Regions from separate parts of the Mus musculus genome. Here region 2 is linked to region 1. Evidence: chromatin loops called from intact Hi-C (ENCODE). Cell type or tissue: left cerebral cortex. All regions are shown on one strand. Each heading gives the region's core, and the rest is flanking DNA. Links, peaks and the distances in the headings are about the cores only. Region 1 has its middle 160 kb from the start of Cadm2. Region 2 overlaps Cadm2 (cell adhesion molecule 2).

What was found. Peaks named below come from ENCODE experiments on the same cell type or tissue, not always from the same donor. Only the 100,000 strongest peaks of a DNase experiment are listed, where the experiment ranks them.
Region 2: a loop joins it to region 1, with 6 times the contacts of the local background. A loop is called at or near these places in 4 of 42 quality-filtered maps.

What each region holds. Positions count from the first base shown.
Region 1 is chr16:67,771,142-67,781,400 of GRCm38, reverse strand. No RefSeq gene overlaps it. Among named protein-coding and RNA genes, the nearest start is that of Cadm2, 160 kb to the right of the region's middle. In left cerebral cortex, for the core only: a CTCF peak has its summit at 5,100 (motif pointing right); DNase peaks (open chromatin) are centred at 5,103 and 7,351.
Region 2 is chr16:67,085,336-67,093,335 of GRCm38, reverse strand. All of the region lies in intron 1 of Cadm2 (cell adhesion molecule 2), which reads left to right. Among named protein-coding and RNA genes, the nearest start is that of 1700010K23Rik, 430 kb to the right of the region's middle. In left cerebral cortex, for the core only: a CTCF peak has its summit at 3,388; a DNase peak (open chromatin) is centred at 3,402.

The DNA.
Region 1 (10,259 bases), core at 870-8,869:
AGATTATATCATATTTGAATAGTTAATTCAAAGAACAAATATATTTTTTATCTTCTCCATACAGCAAAAATGTCTTATAGTTTGGGTAGTGTTATAAGTCAACCTTCTTTAATTGATATCATTTTTCAAGCAATATAATAGAGAAGAAAGATTCTCTGAAGGAAAACAAACAAAAAAGTCTGAAATAATTAATGGACAGGAGAAGTGTAAACTCAGTCGAGAGACTGAGCGAATGTGAGACAGACAGCTCCTGACTGACCCAGAGCAGTGGGGAGCAGGCAAGCTTTGTCTGATTAAGGCAGGCAATTTAGTGGCTTGGGATTTTGAGCTTTGACATTTCAGTGCCAATCATAACCAGGGAGTATGTACCCCAACAGCTGGGATCCTTATAATACCTTCAGGGAACAAACTTTTTTCCCCTGCAAGAATTTAATCCCTCCTCAACCACTTTCTGGGCCAAAGGTTTCTCGAAGGCTTTACAGAAAAACTCATACCTAAAAAAAAGGCATTTAACTGTCCTACCCATCCACCCCTTTTCAATTCCCCATGACCTTTAAAAGTTGGTTGCACATTCAGTTATTTTATAAGTCACAGTGTGTTCAAATTAATCTTAAGGATAGGCTGGTTTAGAAGTAGTTAAAGTTATAGTATACAATTTTAAAAATCTCTATGACTACCTTTCTCATAGCAAATATATAATATTTGGAGTTAATTTTATTTACTATAATTCCAGTAATAGCAAACAGAAAAAACATTTCTGTTTTTTTAATGTAGACACACTATTTATAAATTAATAAAATAGCATACATATAAATTTTTCTGGTTATAATTTCATATAAATGAAAATTATTGGTTGCTTTTATCTACAATTGGTTAATGGACTTTTTTTCCATGACAAGAAATCCTTTCAAGATGACAAGCACTGCTATTAAGATTCTTCTTAATTTTCTCCTAAATGATTGTGTTAATAGAAAGGAAACCTTTAAAAATGATCATGCGGCTTGCATCAATTTCCAGAACTTAAGGAATTGCTCAGTTTCTTGTTTTTGTAAAAAATACAAAGTCAAAGTCAAGTAGCCAGAACATTTTTCAAGTTTAAATTATATATATAATGACCATGACCCATACAATTTACATGTCCAAAAGTTTATTACATCTCTTTCAAAAACAATTTGATTCAATTAATATTAACAATATAAAACTGATGAGTAGAGTTGGCTCAGTGGTTAACAACATTTACTGCTCTTCCTGAGGATCCAAATTCAGGTCCAATATATCCTGCTATTTTCTACTAATGAGCAAGGCTCTCTTAAGCACAGTTTTAATTTCTAGGTAGGGCACAGAAACAGAGAAGGCCCTGTCTCTTACAGCCAGATTACACTGAGTACCAAAGAATGGAATAGGTAGCTTAGTCCTTATGAATGAGACAAATCTAAGTTCAATATTTTCAACAGCTAATAATAGACCTGTGTATCAACAAACTAGATTAAAACAACTAGAAATTGAAGAACTCACTCATTACAGGCAGAGTTCATTTCTTTTAAGTAGTTTTAAATTATTTCTTAACCAATTATAGGCACTTGAACGAAGGTGGTGATGGGCATTAGAAATTTTCAATTTAAAGATTTTTTGTAATTTTGTTTGGTGACATTTGCTTTTTTAATCACCTTGCCCTCTTAGTTTACACAGATAACATGACAAGGTCGAAGAATAGACAGACCACTTAAGAGAGACTGCACAGGTGGCTCACCAGTTAAGACCATTTCCTGATATTGTACAGGACCCAAGTTCAGTTACCAGCACCAGTGTGGGACAGCTCACAATCACATGTAATCCATGCACCAGGACTGTGCAAAACCTTTGGCCTCTACAGGCTCCTATATACATGTGTGCATACCCCCTTCCAAACACACACACATATCATCATCATCATCATCATCATCATAATAATAAAATCTAAAAACGTCTTTAAAGCCACCTATTAAGTGAAATGTTTAACTTTCTTTTAACATAATAGGCTCTCTATTGGTCAAGGATAACAACTGATAAGCCCATTGGTTTGTGACTACCAAAATTAAAATTAAAATTAGAGGGAGAGGGAGAGGGAGAGGGAGAGGGAGAGGGAGAGGGAGAGGGAGAGGAAGATTTATAGTACATATTGGCTCACATGACAAGTGGCTGAAAACATGATCTGAGGATTGCAGAAAAAGGAAAAGAAATGGTTGAAGTTCGAATATCAGAAAGCAAAGGAACTGACACCAGAAAAGCATGTCCTAGTCTCAAGATGTGGAAATCAGGCAGAAGATCAATGTCTTAGCTCAAGCAGAGAAATTCAACTTGTTGCTCTATTGATCCCCTCAACAGCTCAGATGATATCCATCTACATTGATGGGGGTTACACTTCTTTAGTATGAATTTACATGCTCAACTATTCCAAACCATGGTTTTGCATACTTTTTTTGTTTTATTTTTATGGAAAAAACATCTAATAAGAAGGAATTTAAGAATAAAAAGGGGAGTTATTGTGGCTTAAATTCTAGGGGTATTACATGCCACCATAATGAAAAACTAAGAAAGAACAGGAGGAAACTGGGATTATCGTGTGGAGACACAAGATAGAGAGAATGAAGAGGAAGAGAAACTGGGCTATAAGTCTGAAGGCCTTATCACAGGGACCTACTCTATCCAGAAAAACAGCAATCTCTTAACATTCCCATAGCCTTCCAAAACAGTGTTCCCACTGGTGACCAAATGTCCAAGAACCAAAGCCTTCAGGAGACGTTTGACACTCAAACCATCACAGATAAAACCACAATCCATTTATCCAGTCATCTGAGCACACTGTGGTCGAGGTAAGTTATCTAAAATATTTAACTATAACAAACTAGAAATGCAAGTCTTCGCTACCAGTCTCTAAACTCAGCCATTCGTTCTTTTTGTTTGGTTGATTTGGTTTTGATTTGGGTTCTTTTGCTTTGCTTTGTGGCGTCCTTGTCATTTCTGGTGTAAAATAAGACATCTTATCTCACAGGTGATTGTTTTATTTCATAGAGTATAATCCAAAGGCTTCTATGTATGTTTCCTTCTGTTCTGAACGCTGCCTTGTACAAGTAGGACAATATTAAATGCTGTAGAAGTAGTGAGAGCAAAAAAAACTGTATCTTGCTTTGGGTTTTAGGAGAAATGCAGACAGCATTTTATATCTATGTATGAAGTAAAATGCTACCTATGAAATTCTGTCCCAAAACTTATCAGTGCATTTTGTAATGAGCAAGTATTTTAAATTTGGCAATGATCTTTCCATGTTTATGGAGATAATCACATGCTTTTAAATTTCCTAACATATGATGCTAACTCTTTATTTTAGCCTTATATGCCAAATACCTCTTGATGTATGGTCCCTTACATATATCTTGCTGAATATACTACTGTACAAAAGTGGGTTTTTTTTCCTCCTAGAGGAAATCTTAATCTCAGAATGTGTTCATTTATCATTTTATTTTCTTGTAAATACTTTTATTCAGATGCAGGGATATATATCTACTAAAATAAATTAGTTTTTCCTATTGGTTGAAAACTTTATTAATGAATTTCTCTTTCTTCTATAAACGTCTTAGCAATTCTAATGTGAAACATTTACGTCTGGATATTTCCAGTGGATTCAAACTACTTGTTCAGAAAAATTCATATCTCATTTTCTGCAGTTTATTTTACCTAAAGTTCTATACTTTCAGCATGTATAGTAATGTCACACTTACTATTAGCCTTTCTCATTTACTTGTCTTTTAAAATTCTTAAACATATATTTATTTGTGCTGTGGTGTGTGTGTGTGTGTGTGTGTGTGTGTGTGTGTGTGTGTGTAGGCATGTGAAAGCTATGGAACACTTTGGATGTCACTGGATAACTCACAGCATTTGGTTCTCTACATCTGCCATGTATGTTTGAGGATAGCACTCAGATCAGGACTGGCAGCAAGAGCCTATACTCACTGAATTATCTTGCTGGACCTACCTCTGTCACTTCTGATTCAGCTACTTTGAATATATATATATATATATATATATATGTGTGTGTGTGTGTGTGTGTGTGTGTGTGTGTGTGTGTATGTATATATATATATGCATATACACACACATATATATGTATGTATAAATATATATATATATATATATATATATATATGTATGCATACACACACACACACACACACACACACACATACACACATTGATTATTGATCATCTGCTAGCAGGGCAAATGATCTCTGAGTCAAATTTGAGGTTGCCAAGGAAGAGAGAACTCTAAAGGCGAAGACCACAGGGAGACCTTCATTATCTATGCAGGCAAGTAAAACCTGTTCTGTTCTGCTTAGTTAAGAGATTAAGGAAACTCAAAACAATCTTTGGGTATTTGCATTAGCAAGTTACAAAGGCAAAATAAAACCAGCAATTCATATAACAAGTAGATAGTCACTGCTGTATAATTTTGGGTAGGGGTCATTGAGTCAGGCTTACTGGGAACTTACCTTACAGGGACTAGAGTCTGAGACAAACAGCTGGTGACTGCCAAGGTAGAATCACGGTACAAAATAGAACTTCTTTACATACCACACAGTTCTATCCACCTTCCTATATCGGCCCCTCTTGGAGCTGGGGTCTTTGGGGGAACAGTCAGTTTGATAGCATGAGTGCTGAGATCTAAATGCCTGTCATCTTCATTGTGGAGCAAGTGTTTCTAACCACGGAGCAATCTCTCCATTCCCATTGTCCCTCTTTTTGAGCCAGTTCTTCTTTTGCAATCGATCTATCTCTATTTCTTCTGTCCTTTTGCCAGACTTGGCCAAGTTATACCTTTTCTCCCATCCCAGGTCATCCCCATCACATATATTCTATATTGCCACTCAGACTGTAAAGCAACCCCATGTTCCTTTTCTCTCACGGTAAGAAAATTCCTGATGGAACTAGGCAAGTTCTTCACTACTGAGCTATAAAGTCAACCCTACTTATTTATTTATTTATTTATTTATTTATTTATTTATTTATTTACAGGAGAGTATTGATTCTTATGTCTGAGTGTGCATGCAGTACCTAAAGATGCCGGAAGAGGGCACTATATCTTCTGGAACCAGAACTGCAGACCACTGTATGCAAACACATTGGCGTTCAGAAGAAACTTGGGTCCTCCAGGAATAAGTGCTCTTAGCCATGAAGCCATCTTTACAGCCTTGCCTTAAAGATATTTGTACAGATAGTCCCTAGACTTTTAGATTGATGAAGTTTCTCTCACTGGTATTTCCAGTGTCCAGATTATTTTTTTTTTAGTGAACACAACACCCATTCCTATGAAAGTGACTCCCAATTCTTTGTTGGTGACTGGACACTTTAAAGAAAATCTAACAACTTTATTCACTCACACCAAGGATGAGTAAGATTGATCAGGCATAACTGCTTGTCAACTCAGTAAATGTTTTCAATATGTATGATGTGATGTGGTGGTTATTGTCCTCAAATGACAATATTAAGAGGCAGTAACTTCTTTGTCTTGGTCCCTGGTCACAACCCACTGTGAGGTTTCCATAGCTGATGAATGCCTACTACACTGTGTTCAATAATCCATGAACCTGAAGCTGCTGCTTCTTGGTTTGTGGGATATGAAGGACCAGCTGCCTTCCACTTCCACTAGTGTGGTGACACACACTGCCTTCCCAACCAGGATGAAAGATAACTAAGCAAACTAAGCTGTCTTTCCAGTAAATTGTGTCTTCTCAGGCATTTTATCATAGTGATGAAAAATGTAATTAACACCAAAATCGGTACCAAGAGATGAGGTTATGTATTTTATTGTGGAAATGTGGACATGTGATGCTTAAACTTCTGAATATGTTTATGAGAGGCCTGTGGGAAAGTTTGGCGCTTCATGTTAGATAAGCCATAAAATACTTTATGCAGAACATAATCAGTCATCTTGGTGGGAGTATAGAAGACAAAATAAAGCTGCTAGAAATATCAACAGGAACGAAGAAGTTCATCAAGACTGAGATGGAGAGAAAGAATCTGCTGGAAATTTAATGTCACTGCAGATGTGACACAAATATAACAAGCCATTTGTGCTGAATTCTGCTGAAGGATCTGACTGTGTTCTGCCTGTATCCTGGAATTTTGAATAAAGTTTAATTAAAAAAAATAATAGACTAAGTGGTTTGGCAGAGAAATGTTCAAGACCACAGAACATTCAGGCTATAGGATTGTAGTTGGTCAACGCATTTTCTCAGATTGCTCGTAGGAAAGACCATGGGACAGGAAAATAAGAAAGTTGGTAAATGAAGCAGTCAGAGGAAACGGGCAACGAAAGAAAGGAAGAATACAAACAAAAACAAATCTGAAAGTGTTCCAGAAATTGCCTAAAAAATTAAAACTTTGCAGTAGATAACTATTAAAGACGCTTGCTTATAAAATTGCTAATTCATATGAAAGGAGTTTACAAGAATTGAGAATGCTACCTTATGAAATTTCCATTCTAAAATAGCCACATTGGAAAGTACTTGCCAGGATTTAGTGCAAAGGTATGCAGACACGAATATACAAGTAAAAAAAGCAAGTCGCGATACAGTTCTGTCTAAGGTATGTAGCATTGGTCACATTGAAGTCATTTGTCAGACATCAAAATCACAAGAGATATAGGAGGTAAGGAAGCTTACATCAAAGTTTTACTACCCAAAAGGTGTGAGACCCGAAATTGATCAAAATCCTGAAGAGCTTGTGCATAAAACTCTGCAGTTTGAATCCTGAATTACAGTATCAGGATATGGGAGCATACAAAAAAATAGGATACTAAATAAGGAAAACTACAGGTACAAAGTTCTAACAGCACAAGAAAGAGACCATAGAGCTGAGAGCAAGGGGTTACTTAAACTTATTGAATGACGGGTTAGTCCATCACAAATTAAAAATATTGTTCATAGATGTGGGAGGGTATGGTGTTTGATATGTCTGGCTTCATTATTGATTTTGTTGGGTTTTACTTTTAGTTGCTACATTTTCTCTTTCTCAGTGATGTTTACTCTGTGTCTTATTTCTGATTTTATATGACTCATTTACTGAGAGATTCCCTTTTGTCTAAAATCCTGCTACAACTCAATTTATCTTCACCAGATTTGCTGCTAACTTCATCCAAGCACACTGATCAAAACCTACGACATACCTGAGAGTGTCCGAGGCTTCAACCTAAACATCATCTAATTTAGGAGCAATGCTCCTTAAATTATATTTATTTTTCCAGAAAAACCAAACCAAACCAAACAAAAAATATCTCTGAACCAGAGTTTTGAAGCAGGATTTCTGGGCAACGTTGAATGTCAGTCTGCAAGATATTTCTGCTTCAGTTGCTAAGGGCTATTTAGGGATGAAAAGTAGCTTGAAAGATTCATAGCCTGGTGAAGAATTATACCATCAGAAGTATGAATAAGTGTGGTCATCAAGGAGCCTGTAACCTTAGTGATACTAAGAACAAGGGATATTGATCATTCCATCAGTGGATGGTGGGTTGTAGGTAGAGAATATTTCTGTCCTCTCTCATTTGAATGTGCCTACTGCTTATTCACAAGGACTTGCTGTGGCCTGGGGAAAAAAACAAAACAAAACAAAACATGTAGATATTCTGCTCCTCTGAAGACAATAGCTTTTCTGATAAGACCTAGGAATAGGGGAAGCACTGTGAGCAGCTATACAGCCATCTGGAGTGTGCTTTCTACCTCCATACACTAGAAAGGTATTCAAGGGGAATTTTCAGATGTCAAAAAGGATTGACTCATTCTCTCACCAAGTTGTCAAAAAGTCCTCTTAATGGATATGTCTTCACTTACTATTTGCCTTAAAGATCATGTCCCTGGGCATTCAATGGTTCTATCTTTTGCACAGTGATTTCCAGGAACCTCGCTTGGTGTCTGTTTGTCTTTCTAGCTCACAGCTTTATCAAAGGAACACATCAGCCCTGCAGTTCTTAGTGTGGACTTTCAGACCTTGGCAAGAAAGCATGTTAGCTAGATGTTCTTTCCTGGAGCTCCAGGTCTAACTCTTGCTCTCTGACTTCCTTATCCAGATCGTCTGCCCATGTTCATGCCATTATCATTGCAGAATCTACATTGCTTTCACGCACCAACCAGCAAGGCTTTCATTTGGAGTCTAAGCAAGTTTTAGCCTCGTAACATTATTATTTTCCACTCCATACCCATGCAATTTGCTACATATTCTGTACCATTTAAGAAGCCCCAGTGTAGCTAAGTTCTCACTTTCCTTGTCATCATCTCTAGCCCTCCTTCCTTCTCTCCCTTTGCCCCCTCTCTCCATGTGGCCATGGCCGGCCTTTCTCCCTCTCTCTACCTCCTCTCTTTCCCCCTGCCTTTTGGCAATAAAGCTCTAAAACCATTAAAAAGAAAAAGAAAAAAAAAAAAAGAAAAAAAAGAAGCCCCAGTGAAGGGGAATGCCAGGACAGGACAGGAAAGCAGGAGTGGGTGGGTTGGTGGGCAGGGAGAGGGAGGATGAGATCGAGGAGTTTTCGGAAAGGAAATGAAGAAAGGGGAGAAAATTTGAAGTGCAAGTAAAGAACATATCTAATAGAAGGAAAAAATAAAAATAAATAAATTAATTAAAAAAAAGAAAAGAAAAGAAAAATAAAAAGAATTTAGGTAAGTATTACCTAAATAAAAGTATATGCTTTTTCCAGGCAGGACGACGTATTACACTTATTTTGACTTGTCTCATGAAAAAGACCTGACTGACTATTAGACTTTATTAAACTTAGATGAAGCCTTCCCCAAACTATGTTAATATAACTGATAATGTATACCTGAATACATGTACATAAGCTTCCTCTTACATGAAAATTTTTCTGCTCAATAATGTTACCATAACTGATAATGTATATCCTAAATGGCTGTACATACACTTATCTACACATGTATGTGCATATACCTATGTATGAATAAATATATAAATATATGCATCTATATTGAGGAGAAGAAAAGGAGGCATGACTTTTTATCACCACTTTATTATAGCACAGTAATAAATTTAGGGTAGTTTGCCATGAAGAAATCGATAACTAGTTAACTAGATTACTACTTTGAAAAAAATGATTGCAAAGGGCAGATCACACAGGTTAGGGAGCTAGCTACCCACCTATCATGCAAAGATGTGCTAAACATTACTCAAATGGAATTATTTAGATGTTTGAATATTGCAATACCTGTACTTCATATTCAATACAACAAATACACACACACACACACACACACACACACACACACACACACACACACACAAGAGGTAAAGGCCCAAGATAAGTACTTTAAAAAGAGATATCATAAAATTATTATAACAAAATGACAAATTGAAGATGAGTGGAAATGTTCATATAACATGATTCCTTCTTAAAGAAGATAGGATAAAAATTTCTATTTTAAAAGAGTGATTTCCCACCAGCCAAGGAATACAGATGGAGGGCCATGGCTCCAGCTGTATATGTAGCAGAGGATGGCCTTGTTGGACATCAGTGGGAGGAGAACCCCTTGGTCCTGGGAAGGCCCAATGCCCCAGCGTAGGGTAATGCTCGGGTGTTGGGACTGAAGTAGGAGTGGGGGTGGGGAGCAGCCTTGTAGAGTCAGGGCATAGAGAGGGTGGGATAGGAGGTTGCAGAGAGGAAAAGGGGAAGCAGGATAACATTTGAAATGTATGTAAACAAAACCACCAATAAAAATTTTTAAAAAGAAATGATTTCAAAAACTGCATACTAATTTTAAGATGCAAATATGTCTTTTTCATATTTGTGTTATATTCACTAACTCTTAGTTGTTTTTCACAGTCACAGAACACATATATTCTTTTATTGTTTTTTACTTCACTTTTATTTTATTTTATTTTATTTTATTTTATTTTATACATTTTTAGCATTTTGCATGAATCTTTGACTGTGAACCACATGAATGCCTTGTGCCTACAGAAGAAAGAAGAAAGCATAGGATTCTCTGGAACTGGAGTTATAGACAGTTATGATCTGCTATGTACATGCATGGAACCAAACATCTGTTAGAACAGAAAGAACAAAATAACTGAACCAATTGGCTGTTTCTCAAGCTTCATTATATTCTACCATGATAATAACACATAAATAGTAAAAATAAATGTTATGTAATGTTTACATTTCTAAAATTATGTAGTTTAAGGTAACGACAAAGACCAAACCTGTATGAACATCTATATAA
Region 2 (8,000 bases), core at 1-8,000, 690 kb after region 1:
TCAATTAATAATTATATAAATGAGACCATTTTAGAGCTTTAAAAACCATCTTTTATTTTAAGGACATTTATTACACATGATGGATATCAATTTTTCATCCTAAAAATAATCTTTAGCTGTTACAAATCTTCATTATTCCTTGTAAATCAGGCCCTATGGTCCATAAAGTGATAAAAGATTTAAGGCAGGTTATTACCAGGTAGTTGTGACACAAACTGGTAGATGCATGTGCTCTAAAAATCCTTGATAAATTATCTGTCGCATCATCATCCATGGAAAGTATTCTAAATTTTGTGTGAGTCTCACCAGATATGTGATGGACTAGAGTGTGGCTGTGAAGGAAAGAGAGACTTATGTCATGATTTTAAGTTTATCTGAGGAGGCATGTAGGTCCAGATGTTTCGGAGACTCTCCCTGTTCTTGTGTTTTCATCTACAGTACTAGTCACTTATTATCTGGGCGTGTTCCTATCCCTTCTTTGTTTGGATCATTCTGCAAACTAATTATACACAACATTCTTAATTAGACATAAAATTCTCATCTTAGATTGAAATCTGTACAGTAAGATAAACCTAATAAAATTTTAGAATGCATTTTTAAGGCACTCATATTTTATATGAATAACTTTCCTCAATTTTTTCAGTTGAGTTATAAAATTTAGAAAACTAGAATAATGCCCTTAGAGTGAGACATTTATGAAATTTTGATTTATATCATTTCAGTTGTTTTCTTGTATGCTGAAAGTTTGTAGATCCTTTATCTACTGTAGAACTGTTGTCTATGTATGCCATGCACTGGCAACAAAGGCAGAATGAAACAACAGTAGAAGTTAATTAGATTAAAATAGTTTAATGTTTTGATTTTAAATATTGATGATTCTTTGTTTATATCAGTGTGTTTTTTAATACTTTGCTGCAAAATGTTGGTGATGAGCACATATTATAGCTTTCTACTAGATTGAACTTATTGTCCCTTTAATGTAGACTTCTGTAAGCCATCTATCAATTCTATTGTACATTTGAAAATAATTCCATTTTAACTGTGAGTTCATTATACAAGTAAAATCAAGCCTGGTTTATGAGATTATTATTTTATTAAAATTTATGAGAATATTATTTAAAATTTTATAAGAATTCTCACTGTATTAAATTTCAAATACAAAAAAGATTTAAACATATGCAAAAAGCATACATGCATTTAAATGAATATAATCTTAATGAGAGTATATATATATATATATATATATATATATATATATATATATATATAATTTCTGTTAGGGAATTATTTTATTATACTTATTTATTCACTTTTCTGAGGCTTAGGGCTGAACTCAGGACTTTGTTTAGTACTCTTACACTGAGATAAATCCCCAATCACAGTAATATATTTTAATAGAAAATGTCTCATGGCAGAGATGGGAAAAGTATCTCATTTAACAAAAGGCAACAATGGCTTATTTAAATATCTAAATGCCCAGAACAATTCAACCTATAGATGGATGCTTTTTGTGTCCTTTAAAAAAATCCTTTTGAAAAAAAAAACCCTCCTTTTATAGCTAAGACAGTTTTCAAATTTGGAACCTTCTTTTCTCATAATTCAGATGCTGGAATTGTGAATGTTCGCTACCTGCCAGTTAAAGTCTGTGATTTTAATGACTGCATTTACATTATCTCTGACCATTATAACATTATGAAACGCAACAAATTAGACAACCCAGGCTTTGAACTTGGGTAATACATTTCTTTGGCTTGTTATTTATTATAAAACAAAGTCTCCAGATTAATGTTCAGAGATAAACTACCTCAGGACATTCTCTAAATCACTCTTATGTTGTCTCTAGACTTGTTCGATTTAGAATGTCTGGGCCTACTCACACTTAATAGCATTAGATTGATTGCCTTTATGCCGTGTCTACAGACAAGGACAAGTTTTCAATAGCCTCTCCATATCATAGGTACCAATTAAGTCTATTGCACTAATGCACATAAAAATACTTATCTATTAAACTTCTGCTACTCTTCTCAGCTGTCTATGATGAAGATGGGTTCATTCAGGTGATACCCGCTATATAGTATTGGTCAAAGATCCCCATGCATTTGTCTTTGAAGCCCTCTGCTCATCATTTTACCAAGTTTCCCAAGCCATGAAAGATTATACTCTGTTCAGAGCAAACCTTGCCTTTGAAACCAACATCATTTTTGGTCTTCAGTCTAGGGTAGTGTGTTAGGATTGGATATAGCCTTTATATGTTAGCAGTGGAAATGGGAGGTTAAATCTTGATGCTCACTCCTGTCAATCAATGCTTAGCATAAACAGGGGGAGTTTGCTTAAGAACATGGTTTGCCTTTGTGTTTAATTAATGCATCCTTGGCTGAAATGCTGCTAATGTAGTAAAACTTTGGGTCTTTGGTACTAATGGGGACTTATTTATTTGTTTATTTACATATTTTTCCTCCCAGTCAGTCCCCTCCTGGTACCCCACCACGAGAGTCCCTCCCCCAATTTGCTTCTGTCTGAAAGTATACTTTGCCTGAACGAAACAGTGTAATTTACTCATTTTCAGCCCACTTGCCCTCAGCTTCCAGGTCTGAGAAGTGATGTGTAGTCACAAGTATGCCTTTCTGTTGCATCCTCAGGAGTTGATCACAGAAATATGTTCCCTGACTGACTGAACCATGCACAGATCCACAATCTGTTATCTTCTTGTGGCATTACTGATCTTTAAAGACCAACTTATTTGTCTTCTTTGAAAGTATAGAAATGTTCAACAATAGCCAGATTAAATAACAACAGACAATATTCAACTTGGTATAGTGTGTAACAGAAAATACTTAGAAGACACATCTACACATGCAAGATTTTCTTTTCTTTTATTCTGGATGGGTACAATGAAAGTGTCTGTCTTTTATGCTTTGTGTTAAGATGAAGTGTAACTTATATCAAGCCAGATACATTCAAAATCTATTTTTTTCCCTGGAAATCCATAGCTGAAGCTGGTTCTGCTAATCACTCCTATCAGTCATAGCATGACTATCAAGTTTTAAATGACACCAAAACATAGCCATAGTTCAAAATAGAAAGACCTCTGAACATCTCTAACTTCAGGTCTCTCATTTCTAATCATGTCAAGTTCTCTTAGAAGTGTGGGGTTTTAATACAATTCATGGGAAATGTCAACATTGAAAATGGCATTTCCTAATATGTGCTTGTATTCATAGTGAATCACGTGAAACCAAGTAATAGGACTTCTCACACTGTAAACTTTTAAAATCCTGTTAGATATTACGGAGGCCACAGACACAACTCTTTTCAGCAGTTTCATCATTGGAGATAACTTTCACTGGTTTTATAATTACTTGCAACTAGAGGCAGACAAGGCTGTCATCTAGTGTCTGTACCTCAGAACTGCAGGCATACTGTCCTCAAACCTGAGAAAAAGCTCAGCTCCTACAGACAGAACAAATGGATTTGAGACCCAAACTTATCTGGTAATGACTAGGCAACATCAAATCTGGGTATCTCTTTTTGTCCTGTTACACTTGCTAATCATCTGACACATCATCGAAGATGAGTATGAAGTACTCCTTCCCAAACTCACCTTAAAATGGTACCATGTAAAACACACACACACACATACACACACACACACACACACACACACACACACACACACACACTCACACACCCACACACACACCCACATACACACACACTCTCACACACACACTTGTGCAAGCACACCTCCAACACACATACCAAGGCACAAAGACATGTAACTCATAACTAGAAACTAATTTTCCTTTAGTATAGTAGAACTGTGAAATAAAATACAAGAGGCATTTTTATCATTTTTATGTTTATCATCCTAGGATTACAAATTGAAGCATTGCAAACCCTATTTTGTTTCATATTTTCTTCCAATGTTACATTTTTCTATAAATGCCAGCATTTTGAAAGATATGATTTAAAAGATGCATTCAGCTTTCATAAAATTATTAATTCCAGCTGACAGATAACTATTAAAGTAAGATACCTCTCTTTTTTTATTCATTCTTCATATAGAAAAATAACCCTCATTGTATTTTAAAATAGATGATTAGTATTCACAAAAAGTTACTGAGAAAAGACTCCACTGAAGGAAAAATTGGAAGTTAATTTAGTTAATCAAACAGTTCACAAAACCAAATCTTTCTAGAATAAACTACTAGGGAAGGTATTTTTCTTTATCATTGATATTATATGGAATAAAATAAACACACATAATCTGAGTATTCTATGAATTATGCCTGTATTTTAGACTAATAGTAAATTGTGTATTGTACACTATTGATTACTTCTTAATGAACTACTTATACTATGGTATGATTTAGCTATATGTAAAAGACAAGGATTGAAAATACTAAAATATTTAAATATCTTAAAATCCATACTGTTGTCTGTGAATTCTATTGTTAAAGAAATTTTTAATTTTTTTTAAATAATCAAATACTGTCATAGCATTTTGTCCTTACTGTGACAAAATTCTTGACAGAAGCAATTCCCTGAAAAACAAACAAACAAACAAACAAACAAACAAACAACAGGCAAAGCCTATTAGGGTTTACAGTCTGAAGGGATACATTCCATCATGAGAAGAGAAAGGAGAGTGGCTGGATAAGGAGCTCACCCGCTGTTCACACTGCCTATCGGTCAGGAGTGAGAGAATGGACTGGGAGTGTGGCCAGGCTATTAAGCTTCTTCTTCTAGGGAAGCCATCACCTTGTAAAGGATGCATTACATCCCAAACTGCACCTCCCAGTGAGCCTACAGGAAACGTTTTTCATTCAAACCACACCACATAGCCTGTACCAGTTCTTTCATTGGACCCTTTCACAAGACCAGATTACTAAATGGCACTTTTAAAGAACTCATGTATATTGTATAAATGAATTGCATGTTTTGCTTCTTCTCAGACAGTCAAGTCTCCTGGTCCATTGAAATATCCCTCGCACATGATAGGAGCAGTTCACACTTCTCGATGCATCTTTCCTCATTTTCCACTTGTTTATAGATTTCTAATTTAGAAAAAGCATCAAGACAGCATGCGTTCTGCTGCATATGTACTGCCAATTACATAGAAGCTTAAAAATATCAGTAAGGACGTTAGAGGATGTTCTAAATGATGAGTCAGAGGGTACTATAGTCACTCCTGCCCTGTGAGAAGGCAATGGATAGATAATTTGTAACTTCCTAAGCAAGGTAAGGATTTGGTTTTCCTTTAAAATAGGTTTTCAATCTGATATGTTGAAGATGCACTGTAATGGGAGTTAAATGAGGTTAAAAAGAGGGCAAAGGTAAAGTTTTTCTTCTTCTTTCTTTTATTTTTTAAATACTCTAAGTAGATCAAGACTCTGGAGTTTCTTTTTGAATAGCACTTCCAGAAGGGAAATTTATATGCAGCTCAAGTGTTTGAATGTATAATTTATTCATCAGCATCACTTTCTCAAGCTATTCTTCACAAAATACCATAGTGAGACTCCGCAATGGAATTTGATTGTGCAAACTGATACCACTCGCCTGCACTGATAAAAGGGAAGTGATGATTGTATTCTTATTCTATTGCATAATATGAATTTAAATTTCAATTACATCAGATTAAATATTCGGCTATAAGCCATCTTCATTTAACATTATTTCTGATTAGTTTCTAATTTCTGTTGCTATTGATAACAGTTTTTTACCTTCTCATCTGTGATTGCATAGTAGAGACATTCATATATTTCCCATCTATTTATTTGTGTTTTGAATTTAGCAGAGTTTTGAAACTCTTAAAAATTAACTAAGGGTGAAGCATTTCAAATTAAGATCCCCAGTATTAGAGGTATTATAATGTAAAGTCTGGCTTACTGAAATCTACAGTTGTTAAAAGTGTGAAGAGAATCTCAGTCCTGTTTTATTTTCTTCTAAAAATTAATAAGAAAAGAACTTGATCTTCAGATAAAGTACTTGTTACACAAGCCCAAGGACTGGAATTCCCACCTCAGCCTACCCAAAACTCTGGGCTGCTACTGCTACTGCTACTGCTACTGCTACTGTTACTATAACTATTACTATAACTATTACTATTATTATTACTACTACTATTACTATTACTATTACTATTACTATTACTATTACTATTACTATTACTATTTTTATTGTCAAGAGCCAGAATGTAATTGGAATACTGGGATGGAGTCTGAAGAAGGAAGCATAGGAAACCCCAAGTGCGTGAGTATCTAAACTAGCGGTATGAAAAGAACAGGGTCAAAGTAAGAGACCCTTTTCACCTCAATGAATGAGGTGGAGATTGATCAAGGGCTTCCTATGTCAGCTGTAGGTGTATCTTGCATATACACTCATATCTGTGCTCATACACATGAAAACACAGACACACACCACACAGAGATATAAAAAGAACAATCGGTCAATCAACTCATTAAAGGTTTCCTAGGTACCTTTAGAGGAAATGGCATTATCAAATGGAACTCATTTATATGGTGTGTAAGTAGTTTTCAGCAACTAGATTTGAGTGATGAACTTATGTCGTAAATCTTACAATTCACACACACACACACAAAAATTCAATGCTCTGGTAACTTCAGTCATCTCTATTTGCTCTTTTTCTCATCTTTCTCATCGCAACCCATCCATCCCCAGTACTGCACTGACCATGACTTTGTCACATCTCCTCCATTCTTTCCCTGATCCCATTGTGTCTTTAAAGATGCTGTGCTTATTTAGAATCTAATTTTCTCGTCCTGTGTCCTCTAAAGGCCTTCTATCTGATCTTTGCCCTCAGCAATCTCATCCCTTATGGTAATGTCAGACTATTGTGTCTAAAGTGTAGATTTAGTGGATTCATTCCATGGTTTCTTGTTACTTAATGGTTAGTGTCAAGTTTGCTAATATGTAATAGAAGAGCTATTGATTTATTCTGGATAATTAAACTTTTGATTTTCTTAGGATAATGGTAAAACTTGCGCATTGAAACTGATAATATAATTTAAACTGTTTCTTTCCAAAGATATTTAAAATAATGTATGGCTTTCTCTTAAAGAATATAGGCTCAGAATTTTTATTTACGACACACATACACATAGTGTTCTAGGCATGTGTACAGGTTAAAAAATATTTTTGTTGTAGTGTATTTAACTATTTTCATGCATGTGGGTGTGGAATTCATGATCTAGATTGGTTAATCTAAATGTCCCAGAGAGGCTAATATTTTCACTTCGCTAAATAGTCATCAGTGGCTATTCCCTAATGTTTTAGAGATGCCAGGATATATGTTCCATATTTTTATATATATTACTTATTTAAAACTTAAATTGTTTATATAATTCATACTTGTGAAACTTTGGATCTATGTGACTACTGACAGGTTATTATTTTTAAGCCATGTTTGAAAATAACAACCTACACTTAAGTTACAATTTGGTCCACTTTTTTTTATAAGCAACAATGTGAGTAAAGGAATTTACACAAGAGCTTGGTGACCATCACGCTAAGTACTTCCTTAGTTCCACTGAAGAGAAGGCTGAAGGAATAATCTGTTTGGTCTGACTTGGGTTGTGGCAAACTGTGGGTGGTAGTTTAAAGGGTGGTTTGAAAATTATCCCCTAAGGAAACTGTAGGTTAAACAACTTTTAGAAGATGATTGGAAGTAACCCTAAGGTGTTGGAAGGAAAGGTTGATGCGGGTGGTAAAAGGTGGCTTGTGGCTAGAAACTAATTAGTATTGCATAAATTACTAATCAAATTTCCCTTTTCAAATAGAGATATGATTTATTCCAGAGAGGGTCTTGGTATAATTGACCTAAATATTGACCTATTTTTGCTATCTATCTTAGTATCAAATAAAAGACATTTGATAAATGGGAATTTGTCAAGAGACATTTCTAGTTGGTTTCATTAATAAGTTCACATTTATGTCAAACTATGAAGCATTATGAATCAACTAACAACATTTTGCAAAAT